Regions from separate parts of the Homo sapiens genome. Here region 2 is linked to region 1. A link is an interaction called in ENCODE POLR2A ChIA-PET data of the cell type or tissue named here. Cell type or tissue: K562. All regions are shown on one strand. Links, peaks and the distances in the headings refer to the core of each region. The heading gives the core; the rest is flanking DNA.

Region 1 (11,047 bases), core at 1,089-9,088:
GGCATCCTTAGAAGACAGCAGGGTGCTGATCTTTGAGTCAGGTGCCCGAGGTCCAAGAGAAGACCCAGGCGTGCAGCTCCCTTAACTCCCTGTCACTTCACCACACACTCCCTTTCAGGAGCTCATTGCCTTCAGATGTGTGTATCTTCAGAAAGTTCCAAGGGCTTCACTCTAGTACTGGTAGTATTGGGCTCCCGAATAACTTTCTCGGCCAGATGCAGTGGCTCATGCCTGTAATACTAACACTTTGGGAGGCCGAGGCAGATGGATTGCTTGAGCCCAGGAGTTCAAAACCAGCCTGAAACCCTGTCTCTACAAAATATACAAAAGTTAGCCAGGCGTGGTGGTGTGCGCCAGCTACTTCGAAGGCTGAGGTGGGAGGATTGCTTGAGCCTGGGAGGCGGAGGTTGCAGTGAACTGTGATCATGCCACTGCACTCCAGCCTGGGTGACAGAGCAAGAGTCTGTCTCAAAAAAAAAAAAAAAAAAAAAACCAGGCTGGGCGCGGTGGCTCGCACCTGTAATCCAAGCACTTTGGGAGGCCGAGGTAGGTGGATCACAAGGTCAGGAGATTGAGACCATTCTGGCTAATACGGTGAAACCCCGTCTCTACTAAAAATACAAAAAATTAACCCTGCGTGGTGGCACACGCCTGTACTCCCAGCTACTCCGGAGGCTGAGGTAGGAGAATTGCTTGAACCTGGGAGGCAGAGGTTGCAGTGAGCCGAGATCGCTTCACTGTACTCCAGCCTGGGTGACAGAGTGAGACTCCGTCTCAAAAAAAACAAAACAAAACAAACTTTCTCAGACATCATTTCTTCTTCAGGGAAGCCCTTCCTCCCCCACTAGATAAGTCCCCTTGCACACCCTCCTCCATTCCCTCCATTGTAGGAGCTTTGGTCCCAATTATGTGAAATAGTCCCTTGCTGGAGATACCCTGCAAGTCTCATCCCCAGCACTGCTCTTTGCACCTAATAAGTGTTCGTGACTAGTTGCCCCTTGCTGGCTTAGCTGACCCTTGTGAACTATTCCAGCCGTGGAGTCAGATCTGAATTGTGCCCATTTGGAAGAGGACCTTTCTGAGCCTCTCTGACCTGTTTCCGAAGAAGGGATTATAAGAACTGTTTCCCTCTGGGTGGTTGGGAGGAATTGGCACAATCAGATGTGTAAAGCACTTAGCGTGGTTCCCAGCTCATGATGGGCAGACAAGTGTATGGCACCACTCACTCACACCCCCTCCACCCTGCCCACTCCAAGGCTGGAGGTCCTGGGCTGCTTGGGCTGTATTTCCGTATCGTCTTCTCAGGCATAAACCCAGGAAAATATCTGAATTCAGCTGGGGGTGAGGGAAGGAGAAATAGTGTCTGTTCCTTCCCAGCTGGCAGAGTGGGTAACCAGGTGTCTGTAGCTGAGACCAGGGACTTACAGGCTCTATAAAGGATAATATAGGGTAACCGAGAATAAAGTCTGGGGCTTCTCCAAGAAGCCGATATGGGTAGTAGACAGAACCCTTGGAAGCCAGACTGAGCTGGGTTCAACTCTCCAAGGCTGGGGCTGCTTCCCAAAGCTGTTATTATGAAGTGGAATGGACCTTAGAAGCCAGGCAGCCGTGGGTTCAGATCTCAGATTGGCTACTTGTCAGCTGGTGCCTAACCTTTGAACCCTTAGTCTTGTGTGCAAAATAGAGACTCTGCCGCCGCCCCAAAACAGATGAAAATTAGATGGAACCTGTGTGCAAGTACCTGAGCTAATTTAAAAGTTAACATATAGTAAGTGCTTAAATTAGGATCCATGCCAGGCATGGTGGCTCATGCCTGTAATCCCAGCACTTTGGGAGGCTGAAGTGGGAAGATCGCTTGAGCCCAGGAGTTTGAGACCAGCCTTGGCAACACAGTGAGACCTCATCTCTATTTAAAAAAAAAAAAAAAAAAGGCCAGGCACGGTGGCTCAAACGCCCATAATCCCAGCATATTGGGAGGCCAAGGTGAGCAGGTTATGTCTCTACTAAAAATACAAAAATTAGCCGGGCTTGGTGGCGCATGCCTATACTCCCAGCTACTTAGGAGGCTGAGGCAGGAGAATTGCCTGAACTCAGGAGGCGGAGGTTGCAGTGAGCCAAGATCACGCAACTGCACTCCAGCCTGGGTGACAGAGCGAGACTCCATCTCAAAGAAAAAAAGAAAAAAAAAGAAAAAATTAGGAGCCAGGCACAGGTCTGGGGCCATTATCCTCTTTTTACAGTTTGTGTGAAGACCTTCATGTTGAATGACCACCTAAAGGGTTAACTTTAGTGTTCCTGTTGCCCCATGTGATCTGTTTAGTTGAAATTATAAAAATACCCAACACTGGTTCTCCCTCTGTCCCACACTAGCTGTTATTTTGGACAGGTGACCTGACCCCTCTGTGTTGCACTTTTCTTGTTCTGTTACGTGGAACTGGAATCATGCCTTTATCAGGTCTACTGAACCTGTACCATCCAATATGGTAACCCCTCACTACATGTGGCTATTTAAATTTAGATAAATTAAAATTAAATAAAATGAAAATTTTTTGTTGCATTTGTCACATTTCAAATGCTCAGCCACAGTGACTAGAGACTCACATTTCTTGGACAGTACAGATATAAAACATTCCATCATCGCAGAAAATTCTGTTGGACTGTGCTATGCTAGGCACTGGGGTAACAACAAAGAACTAGATTCAGTGTGTGCCCCCAAGTGTGACAGGTGCTGTGACTGGAGCTTCTCATTCTTGGTGAGTCCCAGATGCAGCAGCCTGGAGACTATTGAGACCTTGAGAAGTTTAGAGAATGGGGAATCATTTCTGCACTTGCAGAAACCTGGGTTGTATCCCAGCCCTGCTACTGCCTTCCTGCCTGAGTAGCCAGAAGTGAGTTGACCTCTCTGAGCCTTGTTCCTCATCTGTAAAATGGAAGCCCTAGTAGTAGCTTCTGCCCTAAAGTCCAGGTAGTGCATGTGAAATTAATGCTTAGCCAGTGGTAACCAGCCTTGTTATGCACCATTGTTATTACTGACTCCCCAGTCCAGGGAATTGGGCAGGGAGGGCTGACTTGGAGGGGTCATTTCTTGGCAGTGGTATGCTGCCCTGCCTGCTTCCTCTGTCAGGATCGGGGAAGCATTCAGGGTATTGGAGCCATGGATTCAAATCTACTTGGTTTTGCCTTCAGGGCTTTATACTCGCGTTCCCTCTGGCTGGAATGCTGGTCCCCCTAGTTTTTGGGGTGTGTGTTTGTTTGTTTTGAGACGGAGTTTCACTCTTGTTGCCCAGGCTGGAGTGCAATGGTGCGATCTCAGCTCACCACAACCTCCACCTCCTGGGTTCAAGCAATTCTCCTGCCTCAGCCCCCCGAGTAGCTGGGACTACAGGCATGCACCACCATGCCTGGCTAATTTTTTGTATTTTTAGTAGAGACGGGGTTTCTCCATGTTGGTCAGGCTGGTCTCGAACTCCCAACCTCTGGTGATCCGCCTGCCTCGGCCTCTCAAAGTGCTGGGATTTCAGGCGTGAGCCACTGCGCCCGGCCTGTTTGTTTTTTAAGAGAGGGTGTCCTGCTGTGTTGTCCAGACTGTTCTCAAATTCCTAGCCTCAGGTGATCCTCCACCACCAAGCCTTCCAAAGTACCGGGGTTACAGGTGTGAACCACCCCACTTAGGCCCCCTAGATCTTTACAGGCCTTGCTGTCTTCTCATCATTTAGATAACAGCTCAAAGACCACCTCCTCAATGGCTTCTCCTGTCTACTTACACTAAAATATTGCACACTCTCCCTCCCCATCATACAGTTACTGTTTATTTCACTCACTTTATAGAATCTGTGCTTTGAAATCCTGTTTATCAGATTCTGAATTATATGAAGGCCAAGGGCTTTGTCTTTTCACTGCTGTATTCTTGCTGCTTGCAATATAGCCATCAAAAATATTTGTTGAGTGAACAAATTAATTCTGTTTCCACCTAGAAAGCACTTAGCATAGTGCCTTATACTTGAGAAAGTGATCAATAAATGGTGTAAACAATGGTCCTCACCCTGGCTGTTATGCTGGGGCCCCACCCCAGATAACTAAATTAGAATTGCGGGAGGTGGGACCTTGGCATTGTTATTTTTGTAAAGCTTCTCAAAGGATTCTAATGTACCGCTTGGGTTGAGAAGCCCTTGTTTGATACAGCAAGGAGGTTAATGATACCTGACTTTTTATTAAGTGCTTATTGTTATGGAGGTATTGAGGTAAGCTACACAGTGTTATCTCATGAAATCCTCATCACTGGCCAGTGGAAGTAGTTACTGCTATCCCCATTATTTGGTAAAGAAACTGAGGCTCATAAAGCTAAGGGATAGCAGGTGGTGGAGCTGTCATTTGAGCTCATGCAATTTGTGTCAAGAGCCCCATCTTTTTTTTTTTTTTTTTTTTTGAGACAGGGTCTTGCCCTGTTGCTCAGGCTGGAATGCCGTGGTGCGATCATAGCTTGCTGTAACCTCAAACTCCTGGGCTCAGGCAGTCCTCCTGCCTCAGCCTCCTGAGTAGCTGGGACTACAGGTTGTGTGCTACCATGCCCAGCTAATTTACTGTTTGTGGAGACAGGGGTCTCACTGTGTTGCCCAGGCTGGTCTCGAATTCCTGGCCTCAAGCGATCCTCTTGCCTCAGTGTCCCAACGTGCTGGGATGAGCTGCTGCGCCAGCCAAGGGCCCCTATCTTTTAACTGCATTGTATATTGTTGTTGTTGTTGTTATTGCTGAAAGTGTTGATGGATCCAGACCGATGACTTAGAGCTCCTTCTTTTGACAATTCCTGGGTCAGATTTTGGAGTGAGTTGGGATTCCCAAGGCTATTCCTATCCTTCCCTAGCACCCCTGATGGGCCGTCTCTGCCTCCCCCAGTTTTGCTCCACCCTACCCTGCTGTGGCTTGCTATTCTGTCCTCAGGTCCCCTGAGGTGGAGGCCCAGTTTGTGGAGTCAGCAATCCTTATCTCCTATACAGAGCTGTTGGGCTTTTTCTTTGGTGAGGGGGAGGGAAGCTCCAAAGGGGAGTGCTCAGGGATTGTGTTGGTTACTACGCTGAACTTGGACCAGCCTGGCCCGGAAGTTCCCAGAAGTGTGGGCTGAAGGGGGCCTGCACGGTCAGCTCAACTCCCTTTTTGAAGGTAGCTGGGCTACTTTACCTACCAGTTTAGTAGGTAAAGAGAGTTTAGGCCTTTAACTTTCCCAGAGCCACATAGCAAGTTAGTTGCAGAATTGGTACCTATTCCAGAGACTTTGTAGTCTTCTGGAGTCCCAGAGCTCTGCCTCCTCAGTGGGCTTTTGGCCATCTGAGAAGGAAGGTTCAATTATAGTTTTTGGTTCCCGGATACCTGAGGGCTGGTACTAAGTCTGGATCTTAATGGGAAGGGGAGAACTGGGCGCCTCCTATCCCTGTCCAGTGAGAGCATGGCTCTGATTTGGGTAAACTGTAAACAAGACCAGTGCTGAGAGCCACCTCCACTCTCAGATTAACAAAATAAATTAATAAGTAGAGCATCCTTCCTGAACCCCATCTCTAGGACTAGGAGAAGCAGATGTAGTGAGTACCTGATATTAGTGGTTTCTAAAGAGGCTGCAGCATATAACAGGTCAAAACAGTTGCTCCCATCAGCCTTGTACACCCTGCTCAGATTCCCTCCGTGCCTTTCTGCTTTCTCTGTCTTCATTCACAGACTAGTATGAATGACCTGGCGCTGCTCTCCACTAAATGTGATCTGGTGTCAGGGAAACAAAACAGACAATTTGATGACAGTGTTTTTAGAAGCAAAAGCCCTGGGAATTTTGGGGTCATAGGTGAGGGCCAGAAAAAGGTTCCTAGACTATTGTGGTTTAGCTTTGCAAAAGGAGTGACCACTGGGACTGGGCCAGTTGTATCTGGAAGCCCATGGGAGGGGGAGGTAGGGTTTTAAGCCAGTTGATCGGATTTATATTCAGAAAGTTAATGTGGCTACTGGGTAGAGGATGGATAGGAGAGGCCAGGGCTAAGGAGGCCGGGGGACAACTGGCGAGGTTGTGAGTAGTGGTCCAGACAAGAGGGGGTGGTAGTTAATGAGGTGGTGGTGGTGGGAGGACAGATAAGCAGCCAGGCATGGTGACTCCCATCTGTAATCCCAGTGCTTTGGGAGGCCAAGGCAGGAGGATCCATTGAGCCCAGCAGTTTGAGGCTATAGTGAGCTATGACTGCACCACTAAAGAAGAGGCCAGGCGTGGTGGCTCATTCCAGTAATCCCAGCACTTTGGGAGGCTGAGGTGGGCGGATCACCTGAGGTTGGGGATTCGAGACCAGCCTGGCCAACATGGAGAAACCCAGTTTCTACTAAAAATATAAAATTAGGTGAGCGTGGTTGTGCATGCCTGTAATCCCAGCTACTCGGGAGGCTGAGGCAGGAGAATCGCTTGAACCCAGGAGGCAGAGGTTGCAATGAGCTGAGATCGCACCATTGCACTCCAGCCTGGGCAACAAGAGCGATACTCCGTCTCAAAAAAAAAAAGAAGCAAAAGAAGGAAGGAGAAGGAAGGAAGGAAGGAAGAAGGAGGAGGAGGAGGAAGAAAGGAAGGAAGGAAGGAACGAACGAACATGTGAGAGAAATTGAAGCTGCTTCTGAAGCATCTGGGGTACTTGGTTACCTGGCTTCAGGGTGCAAACTGTGGTGTGTTCTTGTATAAGTTCTCTGGGACCACTAAGAAGGTGGCCTCCTGGAGATGTGCAGCATGATGGCTATATAGTTCCTTTTCCAGGACCCTCCCATCCCGCAATGCTGGGATTCTTGGGTCCCAACCCAGTTCCTGAAGAACTCAGCCTGGAGTGAGCCCTCTTTCTTGATTACCCTTCCAAACATGTGTATATCTCCCATCTGGCTCCACCATCCAAAGTATGCTAGAAAGGTGGGTTTAACACTTCAGTGTAGCCCCTTGGATAGGAGGAAGAGGCTGGATAGGTAATAATCCTCTTTATTCTCCCTTCTACTACGGACTAACCTCATATGTTTCCTCCCAGGAGCAGAGGGAGAGCCGGGCTCGGCGAGGCCCTCGAGGGCCCAGCGCCTTCATCCCCGTGGAGGAGGTAAGCTTGGAAGGGGTTAGGGATCTTTGGTCCCTGGGAAGAAAGGACATGGCATATTGGTAGGCAGGCATCTTTTCCTGTTCTTTAAATTGCAGCTTTTAAGCTATTCCTTTCTGATTTCTGATTCATTTAATTCACAAAACGGCTTTGTGAAGCAGGCACTGTCAACTCCATTTTACTGGGAAGAAACAGGCTCAAAGAAATCAAGTGCTAATAGCCAGGTAGTGGCCAAACTTTTTTTTTTTTTCATGCTCAAACTTTTGATTCCTAGATCAGTGCCTGCTTTCCCTTAAGAAGATAGAACTATCTATCTCATCCATGACCATACATATATTACACGCTCTTTTCTGTTTTAAAAGTAATATATGTTTATTATTTTAAAAATTTCCATTGTTTCAGAAAGCTCTGATCTCCTGTATCCTCCTGCACCCTGCAGAGATCATCACTGTTAACCATTTGCCACTGTTTACTGTGCTTTTTTCAAGCCAATACTTACTTTCAGTACAGAACCAAGGTCATAGTTTACAACGTGTTTTTTTGTTTTGTTTTTCACTTAATACAAGAAAGACATCTTTCATCTACTGAGTCAGTTCATTCATTCATTTACTTAACATATCTATTAAATGATTAATCTATGTCAGGCACTGTTCTGGTTGCTTGGGATATAGTAGTGAACAAGACAGACAAAAATATTTGCCATTATGGAGCTTACATTCTAGTGTGTTGGGATAGTGGAGTTACCTTCAAAACATGCAGAAAAATGTAAAACTAGTTTCCTCATTTTATTTGGCCATCAGTGAACAAGGACAAATTTTTTGTTTTGCCGGCCGCAGTGGCTCACGCCTGTAATCCCAACACTTTGGGAGGCCGAGGCGGGCGGATCACGAGGTCAGGAGATCGAGACCATCCTGGCTAACACGGTGAAGCACCGTCTCTACTAAAAATACAAAAAATTAGCCAGGCGTGGTGGCGGGCGCCTGTAATCCCAGCTACTCTGGAGGCTGAGGCAGGAGAATGGCATGAACCCGGGAGGCGGAGCTTGCAGTGAGCCGAGATCGCGCCACTGCACTCCAGCTTGCGTGACAGAGTGAGACTCCGTCTCAAAAAAAAAAAAAAAAATTTGTTTCCTCTCTTTGCTTTTCCTAAATGTGTAGGGCGAGTGGTTAAGGAGCTAACAAACATTTACCCTCCTTCTAAACCCCTTGTTCCTCTACTCCTTTGTAAATATAAGGCGAACAACCACTTGCCGATTATTTATGTCTGTGACCCAGAATTCTAAGCTCAAGTATTGCTCTTGTCTTTTATTTTTTCATTTATAAGTGACCACCTTTTTTTTTTTTGAAACGAAGTTTTGTTCTTGTTGCCCAGGCTGGAGTGCAATGGCACGATCTTGGCTCACCGCAACCTCTGCCTCCCAGGTTCAAGCAATTCTCCTGCCTCAAGCCTCCCGAGTAGCTGGGATTACAGGCATGAGCCACCACGCCCAGCTAATTTTGTATTAGCAGAGATGGGGTTTCTCCATGTTGGTCAGGCTGGTCTCAAACTCCGGACCTTAGGTGATCTGCCCATCTCTGCCTCCCAATGTGCTGGGATTACAGATGTGAGCCACCGTGCCCAGCCCACTCTTTTATAATAAAGAGAAGAAACAGGCAGCCAGGCACAGTAGCTCATGCCTGTAATCCCAGCACTTTGGGAGGCCAAGGTTTGGGGATCACTTGAGCCCAGGAGTTCGAGACCAGCCTGGACAACATAGTGGGACCCCGTCTGTATTAAAAAAAAAAGTTAAAAAGAAATAGGCTTTGGAGTTCATCTGGATTTGAATCTGCTTCTGTTATTTATCAGATCTGTGACTTTGAGCAAGGAAGAAAACTTCCTGGTTTCCTCATCTGGCAAAGTGGGGGAAATAATAGTATTCACCTCACAGGCTTATTGGCTAGATCCCATGAAATCACGCGGAGAAAACTGTAAGCTCAGGGATGGCATGGAGACAGCACTCAGGAAATGTGAACTATTTTGCACCCGCCCCCATGGTTATATGCATTTGCAGTGTTAGAATAGACACTCCATGAAGGGAGGAGAAACTGTACTTTTACTCTCTGTGCCTGATTTTTCCTACCTAAAAGTGGAGAAACAGAACTCCAGTTTTATAGTTGTTGTGAGAGTTAAATAAGTTAAAATATGCATTCTTGAACAGTGCTTGGCACATAGCATTGTATGTGTAAGTACTGGCCATTATTATATAAGGTACCTAATAAGTATTTATTGAATCACTTATTAAAATATGTGATCCTCCCCATTCTTTCTTTTTGGACACGGTGGTGGTTTTTAGTTTCTTGCCATTAAAAACCCACTGGAAGAATACATTGGTCTCTTTGATGAGTGGGGCAGGAGGGAAACCCATGCTCTCCTCCCCTTTGGTTGGCAGGTCCTTCGGGAGGGGGCTGAGAGCCTCGAGCAGCACCTGGGGCTGGAGGCACTGATGTCCTCTGGGCGAGTAGACAACCTGGCAGTGGTGATGGGCCTGCACCCTGACTACTTTACCAGCTTCTGGCGCCTGCACTACCTGCTGCTGCACACGGATGGTCCCTTGGCCAGCTCCTGGCGCCACTACATTGCCATCATGGTGAGCCTCTCTGGGCCTGACACTTGGAGAGGTGGCTTTGTGGTGGGTTCTGTCCTTTGATCTCTTTTCTGGGAGCTTTGTGAGCTGATTCCATAGACAAGCAGGGAAAGCCCTGGCTTTATCTAACTGTAGAGTTTTGGGTTTTTTGTTTTTATTTTTTCTCAGAAGGAAAATTTTAGGTTTTGAAGAAAGGCATCGTTAGTGCTTGTGTTAGGTACAGATTGGCAAACTGAGGTGCAAAAAGGAATCAGGTGGCCTGCAAGCTGGTGGCAGAGCTGGGGTTACTTAGAACTTAGATTTCCTGCCTCTTGGGGAACAGTGAGCCCTACAACCTCTCCCCTGATGGGGTACCCACCCTGAGCCAGGCACAAAAGGAGGAGGGTGACTCAGGCTGTGTCCACTACCTCCGCAGGCTGCCGCCCGCCATCAGTGTTCTTACCTGGTAGGCTCCCACATGGCCGAGTTTCTGCAGACTGGTGGTGACCCTGAGTGGCTGCTGGGCCTCCACCGGGCCCCCGAGAAGCTGCGCAAACTCAGCGAGATCAACAAGTTGCTGGCGCATCGGCCATGGCTCATCACCAAGGAACACATCCAGGTGCAGGGGGCAGAGAGGCGGGTGTCTGAGGGAGCACAGAGGCCTGGCTGGTGCCTGGTGGGTAACCCAGGGCAGGCACTGAGCAGCTCTGACCTCCCCCCTTGTCCCTTCCAGGCCTTGCTGAAGACCGGCGAGCACACTTGGTCCCTGGCCGAGCTCATTCAGGCTCTGGTCCTGCTCACCCACTGCCACTCGCTCTCCTCCTTCGTGTTTGGCTGTGGCATCCTCCCTGAGGGGGATGCAGATGGCAGCCCTGCCCCCCAGGCACCTACACCCCCTAGTGAACAGAGCAGCCCCCCAAGCAGGGACCCGTTGAACAACTCTGGGGTAAGTCACGGGCCTGGGTCTTGATCGGGGAGGAAGCGGGCATGACCTCTGGTCCTTAGGTAGAAGCTACTGCTTCCCAATCTCGTATCTGCACTACCTGCTGCTATGAGAGACCATAGAAAAGTTATTTGACTTTGAAGCTTAGTTTCCTCATCTGTGAAATGGGGAGATAAAGACCCTCTACTCACACTGGGCTGTGAGGGTTAAATGAAATACCATGTGACTGACACTGTGTATATGCCATAGGCTCAAAGCCTGTTGGTTTTAGCACTTTAAAACTACAAAGTTTACCTTTTACTCTGTAATGTGGCCTTGTATGTTTCAATACAAAAATACAGATACTTTAAAAATTCCTGCTCAGGGAAGATGTGTCTATTCTGTAGCTTTGTAAACGTCACTTTAGGA
Region 2 (17,313 bases), core at 4,913-12,912, 50 kb after region 1:
AGATATAGTTCATATACTATACAAATGCACATTTCATTGCTTCTTAGAATGTTGAGTTGTGCAACTGTCACCACAATCAACTTTAGAACATTTTGATTACCCTCAAAATAACCCCTGTGCCACTTAGCCATCACTCCCCCACCCCTTACATCCCTCCAGCCCTAGGCAACCACTGATATACTTTCTGTTCCTATAGATCTGCCTATTCTGGACATTTCATATGCCTCATTCCTTTTTATTGTTGAATAATATTCCATATGTGGATATACCACAAGTATTAATTTTTATAATCAATAATCCATGCAGTGGCTGAACATGGTGGCTCACGCCTGTGATCCCAGCACTCTGGGAGGCTGAGGCCAGTGGATCACAAGGTCAGGAGTTCGAGACCAGCCTGGCCAATATGGTGAAACCCTGTCTCTACTGAAAAATACAAAAAATTAACCGGGTGTGGTGGCACATGCCTGTAGTCCCAGCTACTTGGGAGGCTGAGGCAAGAGAATGGCGTGAACCCAGGAGGCAGAGCTTGCAGTGAGCCGAGATCGCGCCACTGCACTCCAGCCTGGGTGACACAGCGAGACTCTGTCTCAAAAAATAAATAAATAAATAAATAATTCACACAGTGATCTTGCCACTGCACACCAGCCTGGGCAACAAACTGAGACTCTATCTCTAAAAGTATAATAATACTCTGAGTGCAGAGGCTTATGCCTGTAATGCCAGCACTTTGGGAGGCTGAGGCAGGCAGATCAAGTGAGGCCAGGAATTCAAGACCAGCCTGGGTAACATGGCGAAACCCCATCTCTACTACAAATACAAAAATTAGCTGGGCATGGTGGTGCATGCCTGTAATTCCAGCTACTCCAGAAACTAAGGCACGAGAATTGCTTGAACCCAGGAGGTGGAGCTTGCAGTGAGCTGTGATTGTACCAGTGCACGGCACTTCAGCCTGGGCAACAAAAATGAGACTGTCTCCAAAAAAAGAGAAAAAAGTAATAATAATAATAATGATTCAACCACATCCCTTGAATTAGTTTCTTATAGCTGTTGCAATAAATTACCACAAATTTAGTGACTTAAAACAACAGAAATATACTCCCCTGCAGTTCCGGAGGCCAGAAGTGTATAATAAGTCTTAAGGGGCTGAAATCAAGGCATTGGCAGGGCTGGTTGCTTCTAAAGACTCCAGGGAAGAACTATGCCTTGCCTCTTCCAGCGACTGGTGGCTGTTGGATCCCTCAACTTGAGTTTGCATCACTCCAATCTCTGCTTTCATCATCTCATTGCCTTCTCTTCTGCAGTCAAATCCTTCTCTACTTCCCTCTTATAAGGATATGTATGATTACATTTAGGGCCCACCTGGATAATCCAGGATAATCTCCCTATCTCAACATTCTTAACTGAATCCCTTCTGCAAAGCAATTATGTTATATATAAGGTAACACTGACAGGTTCCAGAGATTAGGGCTTGAGCATCATTGAGAGGGATTATTCAGGCTACCACTCTCCTTGATTTAAAATGTCTTTTGGCTGGGCACAGTGGCTCACGCCTGTAATCCCAGCACTTTGGGAGGCCAAGGCGGGCGGATCATGAGGTCAAGAGATTGAGACCATCCTGGCCAACATGGTGAAACCCCATCTCTACTAAAAATACAAAAATTAGCCGGGCATGGTAGTGGGCACCTGTAGTCCCAGCTACTCAGGAGGCTGAGGCAGGAGAATCGCTTGAACCTGGGAGGTGGAGGTTGCAGTGAGCTGAGATCGCGCCACTACACTCCAGCCTGGTGACAGAGTGAGACTCCATCTCAATAAATGAATAAATAGATAAATAAATAAACAAAATGTCTTTTCTCTTCTAACACCAGGAAATGAATCAAGTGATCAATAGGATAACAGTGATACAACCAGCCTGGTGCTTCTGTCTATGATAGTTGTGCTTTGCTTTTTTTTGTTTTTTTAAGTCAGTACATTTTTATTCAAGGAATTTCATGTTGTGATTTTTTCCCACTGTCCACCAAGGTCACTATAGATCCTCTAAAGAGCTGGAGTCAAAATTTATCTTCAAGTTAGCCCTTTTTAATGGAACTGAGGCATATTTTAATCTAGTTGTCCTGTCAGCCCATAATTCTTTTATTTTGGCTTCTGTCATCTCCTTTTAATGTGGATATAGTAGCTGGGCACAGTGGCTCCTGCCTGTAATCCCAGCACTTTGGGAGGCTGAGGTGGGTGGATTATCTGGGGTCAGGAGTTCGAGACCAGCCTGGCTAACATGGTGAAACCCCATCTCTACTAAAAATACAAAATTAGGCTGGGCGTGGTGGCTCACGCCTGTAATCCCAGCACTTTGGGAGGCCAAGGCAGGCGGATCACCTGAGGTCAGGAGTCCAAGACCAGTCTAGCCAACATGGTGAAACCCCGTCTCTACTAAAAATACAAAAATTAGCTGGGTGTGGTGTTGGGAGTCTGTAGTCCCAGCTACTCAGGAGGCTAAGGCAGGAGAATCACTTGAACCTGGGAGGTGGAGGTTGCAGTCAGCTGAGATTGCGCCACTGCGCTCCAGTCTGGGTGACAGAGCGAGACTCCGCCTCAAAAAAAGAAAAAAAAATTAGCTGGGCATGGTGGCACATGCCTATAATCCCAGCTACTCAGCAGGCAAGGCTGAAGAATCGCCTAAACCTGGGAGGCGGAGGTTGCAGTGAGCTGAGATTGCACCATTGTGCTCCAGCCTGGGTGACAAGAGTAAAACTCCATCTCAAAAAAAATTAAAAAAAAAAATAATAATAATAATAATATGGGTACACTGAAGAAGACTTCAAAATTCACCAAGAATGTTTGGAATCTAATTTTTTAACCAACTTACTTTAGGGTCATTTTTAGCGTACGTGGATCTTCCTGGTTCTCAATTTGACACCCTCTCTAAACATGAATGAGTTTAAATCATATTCATTCCTAAGCAATCACACTCAAGAATAAGTACAGATGTGTGGAATATGCCAATACCTTTAACTCCAGATATCGTGTTCTCAAGATAAAAGCCTTTAAAACAAAAAGCCATCTTATGTATCAAGTCAGCATGAAATTGAAATACAAAATTAATATAGCTGAGGTTTTCCCTCATATCCTATGCTTTTAAATTATCTATTCTACAATCCTAGAATCAACATTTTTTTATTAAGAGACAGGGTCGGCCGGGCATGGTGGCTCACGCCTGTAATCCCAGCACTTTGGGAGGCCGAGGCGGGCAGATCACCTGAGGTTGGGAGTTTGAGACCAGCCTGACCAACATGGAGAAATCCCATCTCTACAAAAAATACAAAATTAGCTGGGCGTGGTGGCACATGCCTGTAATCCCAGCTACTTGGAAGGCTGAGGCGGGAGAATCGCTTCAACCTGGGAGGCGGAGGTTGCGGTGAGCCGAGATCCCGCCATTGCACTCCAGCCTGGGCAACAAGAGCCTGAAACTCCATCCCAAAAAAAGAGACAGGGTCTGTCTTTGTTGCCCAGGCTGGAGTACAGTGGTGCCATCAAAGCTCAGCACAGCCTCCAACTCCAGAGCTCGATCCTCCTGCCTCTGCCTCCCCTTCCTGAGCAGCTGCAACTACAGGCACATGCCTCGATACCCAGCCAATTAAAAAAAAAAAACAAACTCATACTGAACAATGAGTTCTGGGATGCAAAACAGGATTTATTTTTTGTACTTATCCATAAATATATATATATAAGTGCGTGCTGGTTGCTTTTTGTTGTTGTTGTTATTAGACCTCAAGACCATTGGGAATGTTTTTTTGTTTTTGTTTTTGTTTTTTTGAGACGGAATCTTGCTCTGTCGCCCAGGTTGGAGTGCAGTGGCAGGATCTCTGCTCACTGCAAGCTCCGCCTCCCGGGTTCATGCCATTCTCCTGCCTCAGCCCCCCAAATAGCTGGGACTACAGGCGCCTGCCACCACGCCCGGCTAATTTTTTGTATTTTTAGTAGAGACAGGGTTTCACCGTGTTAGCCAGGATGGTCTCGATCTCCTGACCTCGTGATCCACCCGCCTCAGCCTCCCAAAGTGCTGGGATTACAGGCATAAGCCACCGCACCCGGCTTATGTTTTTGTATTTTTAGTAGAGACGGGGTTTCACCGTGTTAGCCAGGATGGTCTCGATCTCCTGACCTCATGATCCACCTTCCTCGGCCTCCCAAAGTGCTGGGATTACAGGCATGAGCCATCGCGCCCGGCCTGGAATGGGTGGTTTTTTTACTACCTCTGGGTGAATGAGAAAGTACACTACAATAGCAAGAGAGCAGGAAGGGCAATTTATTATTTCTTTTCTTTTTTCTTTTTTTTTTTTTTTTTTGAGACGGAGTTTCACTCTTGTTGCCCAGGCTGGAGTGCGGTGGTGTGATCTCGGCTCACTGCAACCTCCGCCTCCTGGGTTCAAGCGATTCTCCTGTCAGCCTCCCGAGTAGCTGGGATTACAGGCACTCGCCACTACGCCTGGCTAAGTTTTGGTATTTTTTTAGTAGAGACAGGGTTTCACTATGTTGACCAGGCTGGTCTTGAACTCTTGATGTCAGGTGATCCGCCTGCCTCAGACTCCCAAAATGCTGGGATTATAGGCATGAGCCACCGCACCCAGCCAGGAGGGGCAATTTCCATTTGGAGTGAAGGAAGGGGCAGATTTGGGCGCAGGATTCTAATAATTGTTTATGAAGAGTTTCTATGTTTCATGAATTTTACATCTTTTATCTCTAAAAGACAATTTTGGCTGGACACAGTGGCTCTCACCTGTAATCCCAGCACTTTAGAAGGCTGAGGTAGGAGGACCACTTGAGTCCAAAAGTTTGAGACCAGCTTGGGCAACATAGGGAGATCCTATCTCAATTAAAAAATGAGCCAGGCTTGGTGGCACATGCCTGTGGTCCCAGCTACTCAGGGGGTGGACTGAGGTAGGATGATCGCTTGTGCCTGGGAGGTTGAGGCTGTAGTGAGCCAAGATAGCGCCACTGCACTCCAACCTGAGCAACAGAGCAAGAGCCTGTCTCAAAAAAATAAATAAAATAAAAATAAAAAGGTGGGCATTTTATAGAATAAGGAAGTTTAAATCTGAAAGGATTAAGCCACTTGCCCAAAGTCTTATAGCCAGTGAGAAGCCAGAGCCAGGATGTGAACTCAGGTCTGCATGATATGGATGCCAAAAGCCCAGGTCCTGGCCACCGTGCCAAGCTGCCTCTTGAGAAATAGGAGCTCCCCAGCCTCTAAAACATTACCCTCTTCCTGACATTGGCCCTGGAAGGTTGTTAGACCAGAACAACAACCAGGAGATGTTGCATGCAACTTAGGCACCCCACTTCAGTCATCTGTGATGCCTCAAGGACCAGAGTTCACAGTCTGTGCTTGGCACCCCCGTCAGAGCTTTGACAAGCAATGTGTTTGTTAGACATGTTGTCCTTTCCAGGCTCAACCAAACAGCTCCAGCCTGCCCGCGCTGACCAGCAGAGCAGGCCTCCAGGCTGAGTCACCGCCCAGGGGTGTTTCACAACCAACCTGTCTGTGCATTGAGGCAGCAGAGGCAGGAAAGGTCACTGGGTGGCCCATGTCACCTTGAGCTCCTGGACAGAAAGGTGGAGCCTGGCTCACCTGTACCCATCCAGTTCTCACCCGAGTTTTCTTTCTCTTCTTGTAGGCTCTCTCTTTAACCTGAGGTATTATCCTGAGCCAAGGGAAGTTTCAACAAGCTCCAGTTCCTCATCTGTAAGATGGGAACTACATACATATTTAAATTATTGTGCATCCTACATGCCCTGTATCATTTAATCTTTATAGCAAACCAGTGAGGTAGATGCTATTATTTCATTTTACAAATGCAGGTACTGAAGATCAGAGATGTTACGTCACTCACCAAAGTCACACAGCTGGTTAGCGCAGGGTCAGGAATCAACCCTAAGTCTGTATGACTAAAGAGTGTGGGTTCAGAAGGAAATGTTCAGGAGAAAAGTCTGGCTATGGCTCGGGGCCTGTAATTCCCTGCTGAGTAATTTAGGCAAGTCCCTTCCACTCTGTGGGTCACTCTGTGGGTCTTGGTTTCCCCATCCGTTCTGTGGGGTGGGAGATAGGAAGCTGGACTAATGAGGCTGGAGGCCTCTTTCGCCTTTAAGTCTATGGTCCTAAGATTTTACGCAGAAGGCCTTTCCCTCAGTCACGCCTAGAGTGTGGTCTTTGCTTCCCGTACAGCCCACTCTTGAACTTCCTCTGGGGGAAGAGCAGACAGCAGGAGATTTCCTAGCAAGCTGCAGCTCTTTTTTTTTTTTTTTTTTTTTTTTGAGATGGAGTCTGGCTCTGTCGCCCAGGCTGGAGTGCAGTAGCGCCATCTCGGCTCACTGCGAGCTCCACCTCCCAGGTTCACGCCATTTTCCTGCCTCAGCCTCCCGAGCAGCTGGGACTGCAGGCGCCGGCCACCGCGCCCGGCTAATTTTTTTGTATTTTTAGTAGAGTCGGGGTTTCTCCGTGGTCTCGATCTCCTGACCTCGTGATCCGCCCGCCTCGGCCTCCCAAAGTGCTGGGATTAGCAAGCTGCAGCTCTTGCACATGACAACTTTGTTGTGACTTCCACTGAGCCATGTCCACATCTGTGAAATTGGGATGACCATAGTACCAGCAACCCAGTCACAGTACACACCATTGTGCTAGGTGCGTCATCTACATTTCCTCTTTATCTTATAATGACCTAGAAGACGATGTCACTGCTTGAGGCCACCCGGTTTATAGGAAGTGGAGCTGCTGTCTCAGCCTAGGCATGTCTGCCTCTTTGCCCTTCGCCATACTGCTTCTCCTCTCCTAGCCATGATGGTGGGAGAATGCACTGAAATGATGAATGAAAAGCACCTGGTGACCCGATGTTACTGGCTCGCTTTTTCCCATTATAATGGGAGCTGGGACTTGAGTCTTCAACTGTTTTTGCATCCACAAATAATGCCAATGTGGGCCTTTCTATGGGTTCTTGGTACATAATTGCTGACTGATATAATTCTATTCGCTAAGGACAAGCAGGTGGAATTAGTCAATAATATTCCGGCCAAGCAGGAAGGACAACAATGTTGAGAATTAGCTCTGTGGTTGGCTTGGTCATTGCCAAGCAGCTATGCCCACTTCCCGCCCCCCCCCCCTTTTTTTTTTAACCTAGTCTCCTTCTGTTGCCCAGGCTAGAGTGCAATGGCGCAGTCTCGACTCACTGCAACCTCTGCCTCCTGGGTTCAAGCAATTCTCCTGCCTCAGCCTCCCGAGTAGCTGGGATTACAGGCGTCCACCACAATGCCTGCAAATTTTTTGTATTTTTAGTAGAGACGGAGTTTCGCCATGTTTGCCAGGCTAGTCTTGAATGCCTGACCTCAAGTGATCCACCCGCCTCAGCCTCCCAAAGTGGTGGGATTACAGGCGTGAGCCACTGCGCCCAGCCTTCCCCCTTTATTTAGTCTTAGATTTTGTCTTTTCATTATTTTATTTTATTTTATTATTTTTTTTTTTGAGACGGAGTCTTGCTGCTGTCGCCTGGGCTGGAGTGCAGTGGCACAATCTCGGCTCACTGCAAGCTCCGCCTCCTGGGTTCCAGCAATTCTCCTGCCTCAGCCTCCCGAGTAGCTGAGATTACAGGCGCCTGCCACCACGCTCGGCTAATTTTTTTTGTTTCGTTTTGTTTTGTTTTTTGAGACGGAGTTTCATTCTTGTTGCTCAGGCTGGAGTGCAATGGCGCGATCTTGACTCACTGCAATCTCTGCCTTCCGGGTTCGAGCAACTCTCCTGCCTCAGCCTCCCCAGTAGCTGAGATTACAGGCACCCACCACCACGCTAGGCTATTTTTTTGTATTTTTAGTAGTGACAGGGTTTCACCATATTGGCCAGGCTGGTCGCGAACTACTGACCTCAGGTGATCCACTCACCTGGGCCTCCCAAAGTGCTGGGATTACAGGCATGAGCCACCACCTCTGGCCATCTGGCTAATTTTTGTATTTTTAGTAGAGATGGGGTTTCACCATGTTGGCCAGGCTGGTCTCGAACTCCTGACCTCAGGTGATCCACCCACCTCAGCCTCCCAAAGTGCTGCGATTACAGGCGTGAGCCACCGTGCCTGGCATATTTTATTTTTTGAGACAGAGTCTCACTCTGTTGCTCAGGATGGAATGCAGTGGCACCATCACAGCTCACTGCAGCCTTGACCTCTCGGGTTCAAGCAATCCTCCTGTCTCAGCTGGGAAGCTGAGTAGCTGGGACCACAGGTATACACCACCATGTCTGGCTAATTTTTGTATTTTTTGTAGAGACGAGGCCTTGGCATGTTGCCCAGGCTGGTCTTGAACTCATGGGCTCAAACAATCCACCTGTCTCGTCTTTCCAAAGTGCTGGGATTATAGGGACGAGTCACCACGCCCATTCATATTCTTAGCTTTCCTTTGCCGTTATGACTTTTGTCATTTTTGTCCTGACACATTCTCACTCTCTTTTGTTTGTTTGTTTTGAGACAGGGTCTTGCTCTGTTGCCCAGGCTGGAGTGCAGTGGCGTGATCAAGCTCACTGCAGCCTCTATCTTTCAGGCTCAAGCGATCCTCCTGCCTCAGCCTCCTAAGTAGCTAGGACTACAGGCATGTGCCATCACACCTGGCTAATTTTTATTAATTTTTAGTAGAAATGAGTTATTGTTATGTTGCCCAGGCTGGTCTCAAACTCCTGAGCTCGGCCAGGCATGGTGGCTCATGCCTGTAATCCCAGCATTTTGGGAGATCGAGGCGGGTGGATCACCTGAGGTCGGGAGTTCAAGACTAGCCTGGCCAACATGGCAATACCCCCCTCTCTACTAAAAATACAAAAATTAGCCGGGCATGGTGGCGTGTGCCTATAGTCCCAGCTACTGGGGAGGCTGAGGGAGGAGAATCACTTGAACCCAGGAGGCGGAGGTTGCATTGAGCTGGGATCGCACCACTGCACTCTAGCCTGGATGACAGACTCAAAAACAAACAAACAAACAAACAAATGCCCCCTGAGCTCAAGCATTCCTCCCTACTCGGTGTCCCAAAGTGCATGAGCCGCCACGCTGGCCTCACATTCTCACTCTTTCCCCCTAGGAAATGAGAGAAGAGAATCCTAAGAGTTTGTAGAAAAGCCATTCAAACACTGATTCCTTATGAGCTCACCTGTCTAACCTCCATTCTCACTTCTCTCCCACCTGTCAAAGTCACACACCTGTCTGCCACAACTGACAATCTTATCCTCTAGCAGGACTTCTAGATTTCTGCAGAAACCTGGGATTTCTGGACACTCCAGTCTATTCATTCTTCTCTGCTTCCTGATGGGATTATCTCTCCTACTCTTACTCTGTTATTTTATTTACTAATATTTACTGTGTACCAAACCCTGTGCTTAGAATTGTAGTGACTTTCTAATTTCTCAAAATGGAAAAAGTATTTTTTTTGTACATTTTAGAGTTTTCTTCTAAAATATTAGAATTTCTAGGCCTGCCACAGTGGCTTATGCCTGTAATCCTAACACTTTGGGAGGACAAGGCGCGAGGATCGCTTGAGCTTGTGAGTTTGAGACCAGCCTGGGCAACATGGTGAAACCCCATCTCTACCAAAAATAGAAAAAATTAGCCAGGCATGGTGGTGGGTGCCTGTGTCCCCAGCTACTTGGTATTTTGTTTTGTTTTTGTTTTTTGTTTTTTTTGGGTTTTTTTTTTAGATGGATTCTCACTCTGTCACCCAGGCTGGAGTACAGTGGCGTGATCTCAGCTCACTGCAACCTCTGCCTCCCAGGTTTGAACGATTCTCCTGCCTCAACCTCCCGAGTAGCTGGGATTACAGGCACGCACCACCATGCCCAGCTAATTTTTGTACTTTTAGTAGAAACAGGGTTTCACCGTGTTGGCCAGGCTGATCTCGAACACCTGACCTCAGGTGATCTACCCACCTCGGCCTCCCAAAGTGCTGGGATTACAGGCGTGTGAGCCACCTCGCCCAGCCATTCACAGCTACTTGGGAGTCTTCAGTGGCAGGATCACTTGAGCCCGGAAGGTGGAGGTTGCAGTGCCCAGTGCACTCCAGCCTGGGTGACAGAGTGAGATCCCATTTCAAAATAAATAATTAATAAAATAAAATACATTTGAATTTCTTACAATGAGCACATAATGCTCTTGTAACCAGAAAAAAAACTATAAATGTTTTTCATTATTTTAATCAATTTTATTGAGATACATTTACATTTACATACAATTAAAATGCATCTGGGTAGGCCGGGCGCAGTGGCTCACACCTGTAATTCCAGCACTTTGGGAGGCCGAAGCAGGTGGACCACCTGAGGTCAGGAGTTCAAGACCAGCCTAGGCAAAATGGCAAAACCCTGTCTCTACTAAAAATACAAAAATTAGCTGTGCATGGTGGTGGGTACCTGTAATCCCAGCTACTTGGGAGGCTGAAGCAGGAGAATCGCTTCAACCCGGGAAGCGGAGGTTGCAGTGAGCCGAGATCATGCCATTGCACTCCAGCCTGGGTGACAAGAGCAAAACTCCATCTCAAAACAAATAAATAAAATAAAATAAAATGTATCTATTTAAATGTACATCTTGATGAGTGTTGACAAATATACACACTTGAGCACCTGACATCACAATCAAAATATAAATATTTCCATTTTTCCAGAAAGGTCCCTTATGTCTCCTTGCAATGAGTCCTCCCTACTTCCTGCCCTAGACAAGCACGATTTTATTTCTCTCACTGTAGATTAGTTTTATCTCTTCTAGAATATCACATAGATGGAATCATAAATTACATATTCTTTTGTGTCTGACTTCTTTCACTTAGAATATTGTTATTATTATTTTAGAGAAAGGGTCTTGCTCCATCGCCCAGGCTGGAGTGCAGTGGCACAATCATAGCGCACTGCAGCCTCAAACTCCTGGGCTCAAGGGATCCTCCTGCTTCAGCCTCCAGAATGTCTGAGACTATGGTTGCATGCCACCACGCTCAGTTTAGATTAATCTATCTTCTTATGTACATCAGTAGTTTTTTTCTATTGCTGAGTAGTATTCCATTGTAGAAATAAATCACAATTTGTTTATCCACTTGTGTGTGGACATTTTGTTTGTTTCAAGTTTTTTTTTTTTTTTTTTCTTTTTTTTTTTTGAGATGGAGTCTCTCTCTGTCACCCAGGCTGGAGTGCAGTGGCACCATCTCGGCTCACTGCAACCTCTGCCTCCTGGGTTCAGCAATTCTCCTGCCTCAGCGTCCCGAGCAGCTGGGACTACAGGCATGTGCCATCACACCCAGCTAATTTTTGTATTTTTAGTAGAGACAGGGTTTCACCATATTGGTCAGGCTGGTCTTGAACTCCTGACCTCGTGATCCACCCGCCTTGGCCTCCCAGAGTGCTGGGATTACAGCCATGAGCCACTGCGCAGGCTTTTTTTTTTTTTTTTTGAGAGAGTTTCTCTCTTATTGTCCAGGCAGGAGTGCAATGGCGCGATTTCAGCTCACTGCAACCTCCACCTCCTGGGTTCAAGCGATTCTCCTGCCTCAGCCTCCTGAGTATCTGGGATTACAGGCATGCACCACCACGCCCTGCTAATTTTGTATTTTTAGGAGAGACGGGGTTTCTCCATGTTGGTCAGGCTGGTCTTGAACTCCCGACCTCAAGTGATCGGCCCGCCTCGGCCTCCCAAATTGCTGGGATTACAGACATGAGCCACCGCGCCTGGCCATTTTTTTTTCATTTAAAAGGAAAAAAAGGTTATTTTCTTTTACTCTTTTTAAGTAACCCACACTCATCAAAAATTTGGAAGATAGGCTGGGCGTGGTGGCTCACTCCCAGTTACTTGGGAGGTTGAGGCGAGAGGATTGCTCGAGCCTGGGAGATTGATGCTTCAGTGAGCTATGATCTTGCCACTGCACTCCAGCCTGGGTGACAGAGTGAGACATTGTCTCGAAAAAAAAAAAAAAAAAAAAAGGCAGGGGAATCGCTTGAACCCTGGAAGTGGAGGTTACAGTGAGCTGAGATTGCGCCACTGCACTCCATCCTGGGTGACACAGTGAGACTCCATCTCAAAAAAAAAATAAAAGGAAAACAGAGACAAGTGGAGATAAAATAATCTCTGGTCCCATTAAACAAAGTTAAACAAAGGCAATTATTGTTAGTATTAGAGTGCTATGTTTTCTTCTCCTGTGTAAAGATGTTTTAAGGACTCTATATAATTAAAATCACACTGTACATTTGTAACTGGCTTGAGTAGTTAATATTATATCATAAATATTTTCCACCTTCTTTCTTTTGTAACCATTTTTAATATTATTTAATATTTTATCACTAGAATGTGGACTCTCTCAGGGCAGGGGTTTAGGTTGTCCCAGTTATTCTTTATATTCCCAAAGTTCAGCATGGTGCCTCTCCTACCGCAGGCACATAGTAAGTGCTGACTGTATTGTGTGCCACAATGTGCTTGCTATGCCCATATGGAGAATATGCCAACTCTCCTTACAATGTTCTTTTCACTAATTCTCTTTTTTTTTTTTTTTTTTGAGACAGTCTGGCTCTGTCACCCAGGCTGGAGTGCAGTGGAAGCATCTCAGCTCACTATAGCCTTGACCTCCTGGGCTCAAATGACACTCCCATCTCAGCCTCCCAAGTAGCTGGAATTACAGGCGAGGGCTACCATGTCTGGCTAATTTTTAATTTTTTGTAGAGATGGGGTCTCCCTACGTTGCCTAGGCTGGTCTTGAACTACTGGGCTCAAGTGATCCACCTGCCTCGGTCTCCCAAAGTGCTGGAATTACAGGTATGATCCACCATGTCCAGGACCCATCTTAAGTCCTAAGCACTAGTGTGTTAACCTCTGCCCTTCTGCTTCTCCATGAAGTCTTTTTGGGCTTTCTCCTCTCCTCTGGGTTGTACAAAGAGTCTCCTCCAGAAAACATTTGAGTTGATGGCATAAATAATGGCATAAAACCATTTGACCCAAGGAAGGGGGTAATTGTGATGAGATCTTAGGGGACCAGAAACAAACTCTTTTACTTCCACATAGATTATACAGCAGACTTGCAATTCTGGCAGCTGTGAGATGGAGAGAATACCACCTGCTTCTGAGAGCTAGTATGAGGAGGAAATGAATTATACAGATTCAGCTGAGCATGGTGGCTCACACCTGTAATCCCAGCACTTTGGGAGGCTGAGGCAGGTGGATCACCTGAGGTCTGGAGTTCGAGACCAGCCTGGCCAATTTGGTGAAACCCCGTCTCTACTACAAATACAAAAATTAGCTGAGTGTGGTGGTGCACGCTCGTAATCCCAGCTATTTGGGAGGCGGAGGCAGGAGAATCACTTGAACCTGGTGGGTGGAGGTTGCAGTGAGCCGAGATCATGCCACTGCACATCCACCTGGGTGACAGAGTAAGACTCCATCTCAAAAAAAAAAAAAAAAAATACAGATTCACAGAAAGTGCTTACCACAGAGCCTGGCACCCAGTAATCACACACTCAAGGGGAGCTGTCCAGGAAATTTGAGACCCAGTGGGTTAATTATCGGTTAATTATCTTCAGACTAAAACCAACACTGATTTCCCCAGACAGCCCGGGAGGGGAGAAACCCAAACAGACAGTTACAGTTCAGCTAAAACAGAGCTAATCTTTAATCTTTTATGGATACATGTAATACATTAACTATTATAGCTTATCCCCTCAAGGCACCTCAACACCTGGTCAACCAGAGGCTAGAGTTGGGTTGGCTGGGCTAAGAGGAAGGGAGCAAGTAAATAGGCCAATTACCCTTCTGCAACAGACTTTCTTAGGGCCCCGCCTTGAGATTAAGAGAATTAAATGGCTAATGCTGCCTGTCATTCAGCCAGTGGGGTGGGGAGGTGAATTTCTTGAGTCAGCACCCAATGAAGAACACTAGGCACAAAATTATATGAGGTGTTTTACCTGTCTCTCAGCAAACTAAACTCCTTAAGAATGGTGTCATTTCTTATTTGTCATTGGGTGTTTGCTGATGGTCATTACTATTAATAATAATGCTGTAGTTGTCATAATAGGAAAAAAATCCAAAGGCATAGAATTACTAAGGCTAAGTATCTATGAAATCATAAAGTTCGACTACTGCATTTTCTCAACTCTAAGATGCATTTTGTGTCTGGGTTTATCGGGCTTCAATTTATAACAGATATATATATATATATATATACACACACACACACATAGAGAGAGAGTGTTTATCAATCGACTGAAACTCTGTTATTAAATCAATACTATGACTTAGAGTGGACAGTGTCTAGGAATCAAGGAAATATGATAATTCAATCTCTCCCACTCGGAACAAGAATTCTTTCTTTTCTTTTTTTTTGAGATAGAGTCTCGCTCTGTTGCCCAGGCTGGAGTGCAGTGGCACCACCTTGGCTCACTGCAACCTCTGCCTCCCAGGTTCAAGCGATTCTCCTCCCTCAGCATCCTGAATAGCTCGCATTACAGGTATGTGCCACCATGCCCAGCTAATTTTTCTGTTTTTAGTAGAGATGGGGTTTCGCCATGTTGGCCAGGCTGGTCTTGAACTCCTGACCTCAGGTGACCTGCCCACCTAGGCCTCCCAAAGTGCTGTGATTACAGGCATGAGCTACCACGCCCAGCCAATAATTCTTTCTACCACAGTCTCTCCTTCAGTATTTCCACTGGAAGGGAGTCTACTTCATATCCGGGCCCCCCTTCCACTACTGGACACCACCATTGCGACAAGTTGTTCCTTTTATTAAGCTGAAATCTATATCCCTATAATTTTCACCCAACAATTCTAGTCCTGTCCTCTGGAACTATACAAAAGCAGTTAGTTTTTTTCAGGAGGCTATTACAGATTGAAGTTTGTGTCTCCCCAAAATTCATATGCTAAATCCTGGGAGAAGTAGAAATTTGCCCAGCACTACATAGGCACTGTGTACACCTGGAGGGCCTTTAAAAAAAAGAATCCTAACCTCCAATGTGGTGGTGAGCCTTTGGGAGATAATTAGGTCGTGAGGGTGAAGTCTTCATTAATGAGATTAGTGCCCTTGTAGGAAAAAACAAGAGAGATGATTTTTCTCTCAGCCATGTGATGCTATGAGAATGCAGCCATCTGCAATTCATGAAGCCGACCCTCACCAGACACTGTATCTATCAGCACCTCAATCTTGGACTTCCCAGCCTCCGGGAAATATGTGAAATCATTCGTTGTTTTGGCCACCCAGTCTTTGGTAACTTGTTATAGCAATCCAAACTAACACAGAGCAAAGTCTTAGTACAATAAATCTCTGGAGGCAGACAGATTTGGCTTTTAAACCTGACTCTGACACTTATCAGCAATGTACTTAACTTCTCAGAGCCTATTTCCTCATTTGCTAAGTGGGCTGAAGTCCCCATGGTTGTGAGAGTTAAATGAGTTAAATATACTCTAACCCTAACCCTAGCCCTTTCCTCTTCATCTCTCCTCAGTCCCCACTGGCTTTGTCATATATTCATATACTGGAAGACAGATGTCATGTCCACCCTTCGTAAGTCTTTTCTAATTAAACATTCCCCAATTCCTAAACCATTCTCCTAACAGTAAATCTGATTCATTGCATACCTACAATATACAGTATATACCAGGCACTGCCAAAGGCCTAAGAAGTTAAATAAACTGCCTAGACCCACACAAGCAGTTGCCAGAATTATAGATCTGTCTGACTGTAAAGCCACACCTTCAAATCTAGATCCTATAGCAGTACTGTCTAACAGAAATATGTGAGTCACATATATACTTTTAAATATTCTAGGCCAGGCATGGGGGCTCACACCAGCAATCTGGGAGGCCCAGGTAGTAGGATCACTTGAGGACAGGAGTTTGAGACCAGCCTGGCCAACATGGTGAAACCTGGTCTACTTAAAGAAAAAAAAAAAAATCAGGCGGGCATGGTGGCATGCATCTGTAGTTCCAGCTACTCAGGAGGCTAAGACATGAGAATTGCTTGAGTCTGGGAAACAGAGGTTGCAGTGAGCCCAGATTGTGCCACTGCACTCCAGCCTGGAAGACAGAGCAAGACTTCTGTCTCCAAATAAATAAAAATATAAATAAATAAATATTCTAGTAGCACCCTGTAAAAATAAGCTGGGCTCAGTGGCTTACACCTGTAATCCCAGCACTTTGGGAGGCTGAGGCAGGTGGATCACCTGAGGTCAGGAGTTCAAGACCAGCCTGGCCAACATGGTAAAACTCTGTCTCTACTAAAAAATAGAAAAATTAGCCAGATGTGGTGGCGGGCGCCTGTAGTCCTAGCGACTGGGGAGGCTGAGGAAGGAGAATTGCTTAAACCTGGGAGGTAGAAGTTGCAGTGAGCCAAGATCACGCTACTGCACTCCAGCCTGGACGACAGAGCAGGACTCCGTCTCAAAACAAAACAAAACAAAACAAATAAATAAAAATAAATAAACAAGTTAAATTAAATGTAATAAAATATTTTTATTTAACCCCAGTATCCAAAATATTATCATTTCAGCAAGTACTCTATATAAAAAAATATTGACTTGGTGTTGTGGCTCACACCTATGATCCCAGCACTTTAGGAGGCCTAGGCAGCAGAATTTCTTGAGCCCAGGAGTTGGAGACCAGCCTGGTCAATATAGTGAGACCCTGTCTCTACAAAAAAAGGAAAGAAAAAAAGGCTGGGGCTGGGCACGGTGGCTCACGCCTGTAATCTCAGGACTTTGGGAGGCCGAGGCAGGCAGATCACCTGAGGTCAGGGGTTCAAGACCAGCTTGGCCAACATGGTGAATCCCATCTCTACTAAAACTACAAAAATTAGCCAGGCGTGGTGGCTCACGCCTGTAATCCCAGCTACTCAGGAGGCTGAGGCACAAGAATCACTTGAAACTAGGAGGCGAAGGTTGCAGTGAGCCAAGATGGCGCCACTGCATTCCAGCCTGGGTGACAGAGTGAGACTGTTTAAAATATATATATATATATATATTTATGTGTAGATATACATTTTTATATATGTATATATATGTGTATATATGTGTATATATGTGTGTGTATATATATATATGTGTGTGTGTATATGTGTATATATATATGATTCCTCACTTCAAGATGTTTACAATCTATCCAGGGAGATAAGCCATGCACAAAATACATTCACAGATCCAGTGACTCCCCCGAAAAATGAAAAAAATAATTTTGAAAAAATGAATTTAAAAAAGAGTGAAAACAATAAAATAGAATGCACCTGTAATCCAGCTACTTGGGAGGCTGAGGCAGGAGAATAGCTTGAACCCAGGAGGCGGAGGTTGCAGTG

What was found. ChIA-PET counts read pairs that join two places held together with the same protein. Peaks named below come from ENCODE experiments on the same cell type or tissue, not always from the same donor. Only the 100,000 strongest peaks of a DNase experiment are listed, where the experiment ranks them.
Region 2: POLR2A ChIA-PET joins it to region 1 with 11 read pairs; 29 of 35 experiments call an interaction of 5 or more read pairs at or near these places.

What each region holds. Positions count from the first base shown.
Region 1 is chr1:28,262,152-28,273,198 of GRCh38, forward strand. SESN2 (sestrin 2) reads left to right here. Exons shown (of 10, transcript NM_031459.5): 2 at 7,032-7,097; 3 at 9,523-9,720; 4 at 10,133-10,315; 5 at 10,430-10,642. Among named protein-coding and RNA genes, the nearest start is that of SESN2, 8.2 kb to the left of the region's middle. In K562, for the core only: no CTCF peak of the experiment used is centred there; a DNase peak (open chromatin) is centred at 5,000; H3K4me3 peaks cover 688 bases.
Region 2 is chr1:28,308,677-28,325,989 of GRCh38, forward strand. No RefSeq gene overlaps it. Among named protein-coding and RNA genes, the nearest start is that of MED18, 12 kb to the right of the region's middle. RefSeq lists an enhancer at 4,961-5,461. In K562, for the core only: no CTCF peak of the experiment used is centred there; a DNase peak (open chromatin) is centred at 5,505.